Linked DNA regions of Homo sapiens: regions 1 and 3 are each linked to region 2. Evidence: read pairs that join two places in POLR2A ChIA-PET (ENCODE). Cell type or tissue: GM12878. All regions are shown on one strand. Region 1 overlaps SCN11A (sodium voltage-gated channel alpha subunit 11). Region 2 overlaps OXSR1 (oxidative stress responsive kinase 1). Region 3 overlaps SLC22A14 (solute carrier family 22 member 14).

The links. ChIA-PET counts read pairs that join two places held together with the same protein. Peaks named below come from ENCODE experiments on the same cell type or tissue, not always from the same donor. Only the 100,000 strongest peaks of a DNase experiment are listed, where the experiment ranks them.
Region 1: POLR2A ChIA-PET joins it to region 2 with 6 read pairs; 2 of 35 experiments call an interaction of 5 or more read pairs at or near these places.
Region 3: POLR2A ChIA-PET joins it to region 2 with 5 read pairs; 1 of 35 experiments calls an interaction of 5 or more read pairs at or near these places.

What each region holds. Positions count from the first base shown.
Region 1 is chr3:38,974,852-38,978,851 of GRCh38, reverse strand. The region is part of intron 2 of SCN11A (sodium voltage-gated channel alpha subunit 11); the gene reads left to right. Among named protein-coding and RNA genes, the nearest start is that of SCN11A, 75 kb to the left of the region's middle. In GM12878, no CTCF peak of the experiment used is centred here; no DNase peak of the experiment used is centred here.
Region 2 is chr3:38,230,607-38,234,606 of GRCh38, reverse strand. The region is part of intron 10 of OXSR1 (oxidative stress responsive kinase 1); the gene reads right to left. Among named protein-coding and RNA genes, the nearest start is that of SLC22A13, 33 kb to the left of the region's middle. In GM12878, no CTCF peak of the experiment used is centred here; a DNase peak (open chromatin) is centred at 1,766; H3K27ac peaks cover 232 bases.
Region 3 is chr3:38,296,341-38,300,340 of GRCh38, reverse strand. All of the region lies in intron 1 of SLC22A14 (solute carrier family 22 member 14), which reads right to left. Among named protein-coding and RNA genes, the nearest start is that of SLC22A14, 16 kb to the right of the region's middle. In GM12878, a CTCF peak has its summit at 1,966 (motif pointing right); a DNase peak (open chromatin) is centred at 1,980.

The DNA.
Region 1 (4,000 bases), 740 kb before region 2:
AAGAAGGCTGCTGTGGAAGGGCAAGGCAGAGAGCGGAGGGGCCGAGGCTGGAGGGGACAGGGCCAAAGCACGCTGGGTCCACAAACCACATTAGGGAGCTTTTCTTTATCCTTCCTTATCATGTTTAAATTTAATAAAATCAAATTATCTTCATTTCACTTTATATTACTTTCTGTTTATGAAAAGAGTTATTAATTTTTTTTTTTGAGACAGGGTCTCACTCTGTCATCCTGACTGGAGTGCAGTGGCGTGATCTCGGTTCACCGCAACCTCTGCCTCCCAGGCTCAAGCAATTCTCCTGCCTCAGCCTCCCGAGTAGCTGGGATTACAGGTGTGTGCCACCACGTCCAGCTAATTTTTGTATTTTTAGTAGAAACGAGGTTTCACCATGTTGGCCAGACTGGTCTTGAACTCCTCATCTCAAATTATCCACCCACCTGGGCCTCCCAAAGTTCTGGGATTACAGGTATGAGCTACCGTGCCGAGGAAAAGTGTTATTCATTTTTAATGAACAGGAGTGACATACAGATTTTAAAAAGAATATATCTAAGAATAAAAATAGACTTGATATAAATAAAAATAGTAAGTTAATAGTTATACAGGTGTTCGGTAGAAGTGGCAAAAATGGCAAACCTGGAGCAGAGATGACTGTGGTGGAAGAAGTGTGGGTTCTGCAGGAAGCAGATGTGGTCATGGATCCTGGCCTCTCCACCACCAGCTCTGTGATCTTGGCATTGAGCATCAGTTTTCTTGTCTGTAAAATGGGGATAGTAATACCTGTTGTATGTGGGTAGTTGCAATATTGCAGAAGGTTCCAACAGTGCTTGGCACATCATAGACAATCAGTGAATGTATGTTCTTCTAAAAGGAAAATAATTTTCTGAAAGCATTGAGAATAGTAATATTGGTGGGGAGAGGCTGAAGATGGTCTGACCATTCAAATATTCCTGGTGAGAGATGATGCAGATTTAATATGGGATGGTGGCAAGAAGAGAAAAGTCCATGGAGGAGGTAAACTTGAGCTATGCCTTTGAAAGAATGGCTTATCTGCTGATTAATCAATATGTAGAGAGAAAGAAAAACATGCATTCCAAGTAGAAGTTACAGAGTAAGCTAAGCGCAGAAGGGGAAGCTCCAAGGCATGTTGTTGGGTGATGGAGATGTTCCAATTTGGGTATCAGTGGGAAATGAGTCTGGAAAGGCAGGTGAAGGTAGGGCCATATTCTGCAGCTTTACTTGCAGAGCAAAGAGGTGTGATCAAAACCAGAGAAAACACAAACAACACTAACAGTGGTAATGGCTTGCATTTGTTGAGCACTTATGATGTATCAAGCAATGTTCTAAAGGGTTTTCAAATATTGACTCTTCATTCCCGTATCAACCTCATGACTGCCTACAAATTACTACCATCTACAACTTACAAATGAAGGAACTGAGGCATAGAGGGGTAAAGTGACTTGTTCAGGTGATAGAATTCTTATCCAGTGCCAATGGGGAGCCCTCCGAGTCTTCTGAGCAGCCCTGGTCTCAGATGTGGCGTGTACAGGGCCAGTGGAGCGGGAGGAGGAATAGCAGGCCAACTGGCTAGAGAAGAAACCATGGCAACATTTCAGACAAATTAGGAGGGCTGGACTAGGAAGTCAAGAGTGGAGTGGAAACCCACTCTTTCTCCTTTTTGAGTGATCACAACCTACTCAGCAACAGTAATTTCTTTTTGTTTTCTCTTTAGCTTAACAGAAATACTTGTGGATCCAAATCCATGGTAGGAGGTCTGATTAAGAGGATTTGCAGAGAGGCTTTTGAGAAGTTGGATGCTCACTGCTGGTTAGAAACTACTGCTCTGGAATGAGCCACACTCTGTGCAGTATTTGATATTAAAATATTCTCCTGATTGCTTCTAATTCTACATATAATAATAAATCACTACCTTCTGAGAAGGAAGGCTCTTATTAAGTAAAATGTCTGTCATTATTCAGAGCGTCTACATGGATTTGAATATTGACTGGGTTTGGGTAGGGGGACGGGAGAAAGCTGAATTGCTGGGCATGATGAGCAAGAAGAATTAGAGATCCTGGGTGCAAGTGTGGGAGAGAGAGGGGAAGGGTTAAGGGAGAAGCCAATGAGATTATATGATGCCTGGAGCTTTGGAGTGGGGTGACCAAAGAACTGCTAAGATCAAGTGTGCAATACAGGTTTAGTATCCCTTATCCAAAATACTTGGGACAAGAAGTACCTTGGATTTCAGATTTTTAAAGATTTTGGAATATTTGCAGGCCGGTTGAGCATTCCTAATCTGAAAATATGAAACCTGAAATGTTTCAGTGAGCATTTCCTTTGAATGTCATATCAGTGCTCAAAATGTTGCAGATTTTGGAGCATTGCTGACTTCAGATTTTTTAGATTATGAATGCTCTAACTGTATTTGATTTGAAATTGTTTGTATTTCTGTAATGCAATTTCTGCCATCACCTCCCCAGGCCTTAAGTCTGCTGCATTCAAAAGTGTCTTGTGGGAGGTGTGAGTAGATGTTTTGAGTGTGTAAAAACTAAGAAACAGTCCTCATAAGTATGGAAACTTGGTTTATGACAGTATGTATATTACTGTTCTTTGACTTTCAATATTTCTGCCTTCTTATATTTTAATTGTGTCTCATAACAAGCATGTAACTGGATTGTTATTTTAAATCCAATATGAAAACAATGACACTGGAGAGTTAAGTATATTGAACTTTAAAGTGATTACTGATATATTAAAATATATTTATACTATCTTATTATGCTTATTATGTGTTTTCTCTTTATACTGCATTTTATGGTTAAAAAAATTCTAAACAATTTCCACTCTTTTTTCCTTTTAAAATATTGTGGTAAATACACCTAACATAAAATTTACCATCCTACCATTTTAAAGTGTACCATTCAATATAGCGTTAAGTACATTCACATGTTTGTGAGATCAATCTCCAGAGCTTTTTCATCTTCCCAAATTGAAACTCTATATCCATTAAACAACTCCTCTTTCTCCCCTCCTCCCGGCCCCTGGCTACTACCATTTTACTTTCTGTCTCTATGAATTGCTAGGTATCTCATATAAGTGTAATCATATAATATCTATCTTTTTGTGACTGTATTGTCACTTTACATAATGTTTAACAATCTTCATTCTTGACTTCTTTTCCTTTTCTTACTAAAATTTCCTTCTCGACTTGTTTGGAAAAAGTTATCCACTCTATGTCCACTTGAACAACTTGCTCAGCTTGCTAAAGAAGTTGAACAATTTGTTGAGCAAGTGTTTTAACATGCCTGCACTAAACCAAAACCAATCCAAATATTAATCCTGCTGAATTAGACCAGTACGAGGATCTGAGAATGCTTTAATTCTTGTTAACTTCTCTCAACTTAGATGCTTTTGTTATCCCATATTTTATTTCCAGCTTACCTTCTCACCCCTCGAATTAGACATTATTCTATTAGACATTATTACTATTGTTAATGTTATTATTAACTTCAGAGTCAGAGTTTGCTTAGCTGTATCCTCCTATTCATATCCACCTACGTTTTTACTCACCATCCCTTCATGTGTCTCAGACTTGGCATTTGGAAGAATTTTTCTTCTGCTTGAAGTATATTTTTTAGGATTTTCTTCAGTGAGGATCTTTTAATGGTAAATTTTTCTTAGTTTTTGTCTGAAATTGTCTGTATTTTACTGTCGTTTTTTGAAATAGTTTTTTATCAGCATACAAGTTTAAGTTGACAGTTTTGGGTTTTTTCCTCTCAATATATTGAACATTTTACTCTACTGATTTCTGTATTCTTTTATTGATATTGAGGTATCAGCCAAGAATTAAATTGCCGTTCATTGGTACACGATCTTTATTTTCTCTATGGCAGCTTTCAGAATCTAGTTGCCTTTGATGTTTCAAAATTTCACTATTTTGCACGTAGTTATTGATTTAAAAATTATTTCACTTTGGATTTATTGAGCTTTTTAGATTCAAAGA
Region 2 (4,000 bases):
TCTTTACCAACAGTTGTTACTGTCTTTTTGATTATAGCCATCCTAGTGGGTGTGAAGTGGTATCTCTTTGTTATTTTGATTTGCATTTCTCTGATGGCTAATAATACTGAGTATCTTTTCATGTGTTTATTGGCCATTTATGTATCTTCAAGAAGTTTCTATTCAGATCCTTTGCCCATTTTTAAAAATGTGTTGTCTTTTTATTATTGAGTTGCAAAAGTTCTTTATATATTCTAGATACAAGTCCCTTATCATATATATGATTTGCAAATAATTATTCCCATTCTGTAGGTTGTCTTTTCACTTTCTTGCCAGCGTCTATTGAAGCACAAAAGTCTTAATTTTTGATAAAATCAATTTACCTACTTTTTCCTTTTATTGCTTGTATTTTTGGTATCATATCTAAGGAAGCTTTGCCTAGCTCAAATTCCCAAAGGTTTATAGCTATATTTTCTTCCAACAGTATTATAACTTTAGCTCTTATATTTAGGTCAACAATCCATTTTGAGTTAATTTTTTGTAGGACGAGAGTAAAAGACCCAACTTCATTCTTCTGCATGTGAATATTCAGTTGTACCAAGGCCATTTGAAGATGATGATTCTTTAGTCTTCACTGAATTGTCATGGCACGAAAGCTTCTTTAACAGTGTCATGTTCACTTTTTGTGAATGTAAACTCTTTTTTTTTTTTCTTTTGAGACAGGGTCTTGCTCTGTCACCCAGGCTGAAGTGCAGTGGCACGAACACAGCTCCCTGCAGCCTCTACCTCCTGGGCTCAAGCGATCCTCCTGCCTCAGCCTCCTGAGCAGCTGGAACCACAGGCACATGCCACCATGCCCAGCTAATTTTTTTTTTTGGTAGAGTCTGGGTCTTGCCTTGTTACCCAGGATGGTCTAGAACTCCTGAGCTCAAGCAATCCTCCTGACTTCTCCTCCTAATGTGTTGGGATTTACAGGCATGGGCTACCACTCCTGGCAAATATAAACTCTTATCTCTAAAGACAGTCATGATTTTATTTAAATTATCTTCCTATATAGTCTGTTTCCTGTAAGTTTCTCTTTTTTTCTGTTTATTTTGACCTCTATTTTTCACATTAAGAGGTTTCCCTGAGGTATCCTGTGATCCTAGATCTATGCTCATATTTAAGAGCAAGGAACTAAAGCACTGATTGGAAACACTGAGCTTTTAAGTGGGTGGAGTTTGCTTCACTGCAGAGTGATGTGGGTGAGCATTTCCCACCTCCAATGTCAATACTTCTGTTTTTCCTCTTAGGCTAGTCAGATTGATCAAATAAGGATTTTTCAACGTCTTGTCTATGGGGTAATAAGCCTTAATGTTTATGTTCCAGGAGTTGAATGAAGTGATATGGATAGATTCTTAACATTCAATGTGTAAACAATTACTTAAATGCCCTTTTCAGTAAGTTATTCCCATGTTTAACTGTGCCTGGTGTCCTTCAGTTCAGAGACCATTTCTTTTACCCTTCTGCAGAATAAACCTCCAGACATCTCCTGGAGTGCAGCATGGAGTGGGGGAGGGACCAGAGTCTAACTCTATCTTAAGATTGTCAACCAATCTTCCTGTTTTTAGCCCTACTTTCACTCTCATTTCTGGAGGTACCTGGCACTATTAATTCCCTTACCTTTCAGGGTTCTGTTGTATATGGTAGCTTTCAAGCTTTTCTTAATACTGGCTTAGCAATTATAGTCTGCTGATTTGCCAAGTCCTTTACCACTAATTTATGGGCATCAAAGTTTTGAAAATTTGGTTGCAGCTTTCACTTCTCTCATTTTTTGTCCACTAGAGGTTTATGCCTTTTCTTTTTATTCTCTTTTTTCTTTTCGTTTTGAGACACAGTCTCACTCTGTCACCCGGGCTGGAGTGCAGTGGCATGATCTTGGCTCACTACAACCTCTGCCCTGCAGGCTCAAACAATCCTCCCACCTCAGCCTCCTGAGTAGCTGGGACCACAGGCACGCACCACCATGCCTGGCTAATTTTAATTTTTGTATTTTTAGTAGAGATAGGGTCTGCCATGTTGCCCAGGCTGGTTTTGAACTCCTGAGCTCAAGCAATCCATCCGCCTCAGCCTCCCAAAGTGCTGGGATTACAGGCGTGAGCCACCGTGCTTGATCTCTTTTTATTCTCTTAACAGTTCTTTTAGTAGGTAATTTTTGGCAGGAGGGTGGAAATATATGCAGGTATTCACCCAGGCTGAAGTACAGTGGTATGATCACAGTTGACTGTGCCTTCAACCTCCCAGGCTCAAGCGATCCTCCCACCTCAACATCCTGAATAGCCGGGACCAGAGGTGTATGCCACCATAGCTCATTAATTTTTAAATTCTTTTTATAGATATGGGGTCTCACTATGTTGCTCAGGCTAGCCTTGAACTCCTGCGATCAAGCTATCCTCCCACCTCAGCCTCCCACAGGTGCTGGGATTACAAGCGTGAGTCACCATATCCCCGGTCTGAGGCTCGCTCTTCTTTTGTTTTTTTTGAGACAGAGTCTTGCTCTGTCGCCCAGGCTGGAGTACAGTGGCACAATCTCAGCTCACTGCAACCTCCCTCTTCTGCATTCAAATGATTCTCATGCCTCAGCCTTCCGAGTAGCTGGAATTACAGACATGTACTACCACACCAGGCTAAGTTTTGTATTTTTAGTAGAGACGAGGTTTCACCATGTTGGCCAGGCTGGTCTTGAACTCCTGGCCTCAAGTGATCCACCTGCCTTGGCTTCCCAAAGTGCTGGGATTACAGGCATGAGCCACTGCACCCAACTTACTCTTCTTAAATTAATCAGATTTCAGATATAAATCAACACGTATCTCAGATGGGATTTATTATAAACAATAATAAGCATAGAAATTTTATACATATTATTAATAAGCATAAAAATATATACATATTATTTAAGAATATCCTGTGTGTCAGGAACTATTCTAGGCACACTGAAGATACAGCAATGAAAAAAAGTCCCTGTTCTCATTAAGCTGTTATTCTAATGGTAAAGAAACACTGTAAAATGTCAGATGGTGATAAGTAGGGTAAAGGGATAGAGAGTCATGGGAGGGTACTGTTTTAGTAATCAGAGAATATTATTCTGAGGAAAGGCCAATTGAGTAGACTTGACATAAAGTGAAGGAATGAGCCAAGTGAGTTTTTAACCTAGTAGCTATCCATGAGAATAATTGTCCAGGTCTCATCCACTAGAGTCATGACTTTAATTGGTTTGGGATGACATTGTCCATGTTTCTTTCTTTTTTTTTTTAAGTCCCCAAGTGATTCTGATATGTAACGATGCATTATAGCCACTGAAAAAGATATATCTCTAAAATAGAGACAAGTTAACTGTTTTACCAGTGCTTATTAAGAATATCATTTCCAAGTATTTAATATACATTTCTGGTTCTTCATTGTGTTAAATTCTTGGAATGTATCAAAATTCCCAAGCAGTGAGATCTACGGAAGAGAATAAGCCACTGCTAGACATAATGCTTCTAACTTCTTGGACAGGCCTACCACTATATTATACAAGGTGTAAGACCTTTACCTTCTTCAAGTCTATCATCAGCAGAAGCCCAAACTGCCTCCTTTCCTTCACATTGGATAAGTCTGCTTGAGCAGAGAAGTAAGAGTGAGGAAAAGGGAGGATTTTCTTCTCCCTGCTCTCACAGAGGTTCATAAAAGTATCATGGACAGGAAGATTAATATATTCTGCCCAAACTGAGATATTAAAGCATTCTGTATGCTCACATCATGACCAAACTTCTTAGAAATTACATATGCGTAATAAAGTTCTTTCAGTCTTTCTGTAAAGGCAGTAGAAAATTTGGAGTTCCAAAGAGGGTACTGTGACTTATACCCAAAGCTATAAATGTCATGTAAAATCACAACTCACTCTGGTAGCTGGAAACAGTTATCAAACAGAGTTTAGAATTAATTTACCAATTACTGTCTAGCATCCCTTTTCATCCTAAAAGATAGCAGAGTAATACCA
Region 3 (4,000 bases), 66 kb before region 2:
AGGCTCCCGAGTAGCTGGGACAACAGGTGCACACCACCACATCCGGCTAATTTTTGTATTTTTGGTAGATATAGAGTTTTACCATATTGGCCAGGGTGGTCTTGAACTCCTGACCTTAGGTGATCCGCCCACCTTGGCCTCCCAAAATGCTGGGATTACAGGCGTGAGCCACTGCACCTGGCCTTGGAACAATTTTTGAGGCCCATGAATGCTTCTGGTGAATTGCAGAGCCTGAGAGCAGTCTTACAGACCACTGATACACTTAAAAAACTATGTATACACTTACTTTTTAATTTAGCAATCCCACTTTGGGAATTTATCCCGAAGACACACTTCCAACAGTAAGAAAATACATGTGTACAAGGTTATTCACACTGCAGCATTGATTGTATCACAAAATATTGGGAAAAAACCTAAATATCCATATACATAGGAGGCTGGTTGAATAAACAGTGTTATAGCCACTCAGTGCAATACTAGAACTGGTGCAGTGCCTCACACCTGTAATCCCAGCACTTTGGGAAGCTGAGGCAGGAGGATTGCTTGAGCCCAGGAATTCAACACCAGCCTGGCCAACAAAATAAGACCCATCTCTACAAAATATAAAATAATTAACCAGGTGTAGTGATGCATGCTGTTAGTCCCAGCTACTTGGGAGGCTAAAGCAAGAGAGTCACTTGAGCCCAGGAGATTGAAGCTGCCATGAGCTATGAATGCTCCACTGCCCTCCAGCCTAGGCGATAGGGTGAGACTATCTCAAAAATAAAAAGTGACATTATGCAGCTGTAAAAAAGAATGAGGAAAATGTCTATTCATTGATATGGAATGATTTCCAGACCATATTGGTAAGTGAAGAAAGCAAAATGCTCGAGTATCTCTAGTAAGCTGCCCTTCATGTAATAAAAGGGGATATAAGAATATACATGTATCTGCTCATTTGTGAAAAAAATACAGGAGGATAAGTCACAAACTAATGAGACTAATTATCTCTGAGGGTGAGTGGGTGGGAATGGGTGAAAATAATGAGGGAATGGAATGGGGTAGACGGAATGGGAGGGGAGAGACTGTTCTCTGAGTATAGCTTTTTGTGTAATTCTGATTTTAGAACCTTAGTAAGGTTTCACATACACCCTATCCCCAAATAAGTAATTAACTAAAACCAACCAGTACAAAGAAGTAATCCAAACAGCAGCAAATAAACCTAATGTGATACAAATAAACATCATAACTGCATTGAAGAGGATGGGGAAGAAAAGGACTAATCTAAGTAACTGAAAAATAGCATATCAACTACATATTGTAAAGCTAAAGATGAAAAGAACTGTACACAAGTACTGTTACCCTAGTTAGTGAATTTGTTTCTCGCAGAGATGGATTTGCAGTTCTGAAACTATGTGTATAATATTTAAGCAAATAAGTAACTATATTGTAGATAATAAGAGCTAGGTTTTTGTCAGAGAAAGGAGTTACAATAAAGGACAGGGGAAGCTGGGAACAGTGGCTCACACCTGTAATCCCAGCACTTTGGAGGCCAAGGCAGGTGGATCACCTGAGGTCAGGAGTTCAAGACCAGCCTGGCCAACATGTTGAAACCCTGTCTCTACTAAAAAATACAAAAACTAGCTGGATATGGTGGCACCTGCCTGTAATCCCAGCTACTCCAGAGGCTGAGGCGGAGAATTGCTTGAACCCAGGAGGCAGAGGTTGCAGTGAGCTGAGATGGCGCCACTGCCTGGGTGACAGAGCAAGACTCCGTCTAAAACACACACACACACACACACACACAAGACAGGGAAGACTAGAATGAAGACTGTGGTCTTGGATTGGAACCAAAGGTACCAGAATGAACTCATGATAGATAGATTAGATAGATAGATAGATAGATAGATAGATAGATAGATAGATAGATAGATAGATGTGTGTGCAAGTCTATTTTCTACCTCTGTCCACTAGATGGCCTAGAAAAAATAACAGCTTAGTAGCAATGAGCACACCTAGTACTCAGATATTGGTTCCTAAATAAAAGAACCAGGGTTCGTTGGAGAAATGGTTGATTCCAGGGTTGGAGCAGGGACAGTACAAGATGATTATAAAATATCTTGTGGTGCCAGAAAGCAAGAAAGCACCCTAAAATGATGGGGGCACATCAAAAGAACACAGGAGCCAAACTGAAGGTGTGTCCCCAGTGGACAAATCTGGGACAATTTTAGCAATAAAATAAATAATGATAGTAATATGTTATAACCCATAGAATAAATATGAGTCCATAATAATATAAATAAGTGAATAAATAAGTAGTATCAAAGGGACAGCTCTTCTTTACTGTAGAATCCCGCAGTAATAAGTGTAGAAAAAATGATGAAAATTCAAAAATCACCATTTGGCAAGCACCAGTTATAATTGTTACAGGCAAGAATCATTGATGAATATTAAAATTAGAGGATGAAAATATGAGAAACAGATAATTACATAATATCAGAGTGTGTCTCACTATAAGATACTTATCATTTACAAAGGGGAAAATAATAACTTCATAGTGAAGAAATTTGGCAGATATCATTTTAACCAAGTAATCAAAATTAAAATCACCAGTAATGGGATATGATGACATCATACACCCCTGCATATGATGTACTAAGGGCACAACAGCACTTCTGAGGTATTCTTGCCAGAAATATATGCCTTAATATAATCATAAGAAAACACCAAACAAGGCTGGGTGGGGAAGGGAGAGCATCAGGAAGAATAGCTAATGGATGCTAGGCTTAATACTTAGGTGATGGATTGATCCATGCAGCAAACCACCATGGGACACATTTACCTGTGTAACAAATCTGCACATCCTGCACATGTACCCCTGAACTTAAAATAAAAGTGGAAGAAAATTAAAAAAAAAATCCCACCACCAAACAGATTTAGGGGCATTCTACAAAATAACTGCCTAGTACTTTTCAAGTATTAAAGCATGAAAAAGGCTGAGGAACTTTCCCAGACTGTAGGAGACTAAGAAGACATTGAGAGACAGGACTAGCTGGATTTTCTAGGCTGACTAAGAATCCCTAAGCCTAGCTGGGAAGGTGACCGCATCCACCTTTAAACACGGGGCTTGCAACTTAGCTCATACCTGACCAAACAGGTAGTAAAGAGAGCTCACTAAAATGCTAATTAGGCAAAACCAGGAGGTAAAGAAATAGCCAATCATCTATTGCCTGAGAGCACAGAGGGAGGGAAAATGATCAGGATATAAACCCAGGCATTCGAGCTGGCAACGGCTACCCTCTTTGGGTCCCCTCCCATTTTATGGGAGCTCTGTTTTCACTCTATTAAATCTTGCAACTGCACACTCTTCTGGTCCGTGTTTGTTACAGCTTGAGCTGAGCTTTCACTCGCCGTCCACCACTGCTGTTTGTCGCCGTCACAGACCCACCGCTGACTTCCACCCCTCCGAATCTGGCAGGGTGTCTCATGTGCTCCTGATCCAGCGAGGTGCCCATTGCTGCTCTGGATTAGGCTAAAGGCTTGCCATTGTTCCTGCACAGCTAAGTGCCCGGGTTCATCCCAATTGAGCTGAACACTAGTCGCTGGGTTCCACGGCTCTCTTCTGTGACCCACAGCTTCTAATAGAGCTCTAACACTCACTGCATGGCCCAAGGTTCCATTCTTTGGAATCTGTGAGGCCAAGAACCCCAAGTCAGACAACAAGAGGCTTGCTACCATCTTGGAAGCAGCCCGCCACCATCTTGGAAGTGGCCTGCCACCATCTTGGGAGCTCTGGAAGCAAGGACCCCCAGTAACATTTTGGCAACCACAAAGGGATCTCCAAAGCAGTGAGTAATATTGGACTACTTTTGCTTGCTATTCTGTCCTATCCTTCCTTAGAATTGGAGGAAAATACCAGGTACCTGTCAGCCGGTTAAAAATGATTAGCATGGCTGCCGGACTTAAGACTCAAGGTGTGAGGCTGTTTGGGGAAGGGCTTTCTAACAACCCCCAACCCTTC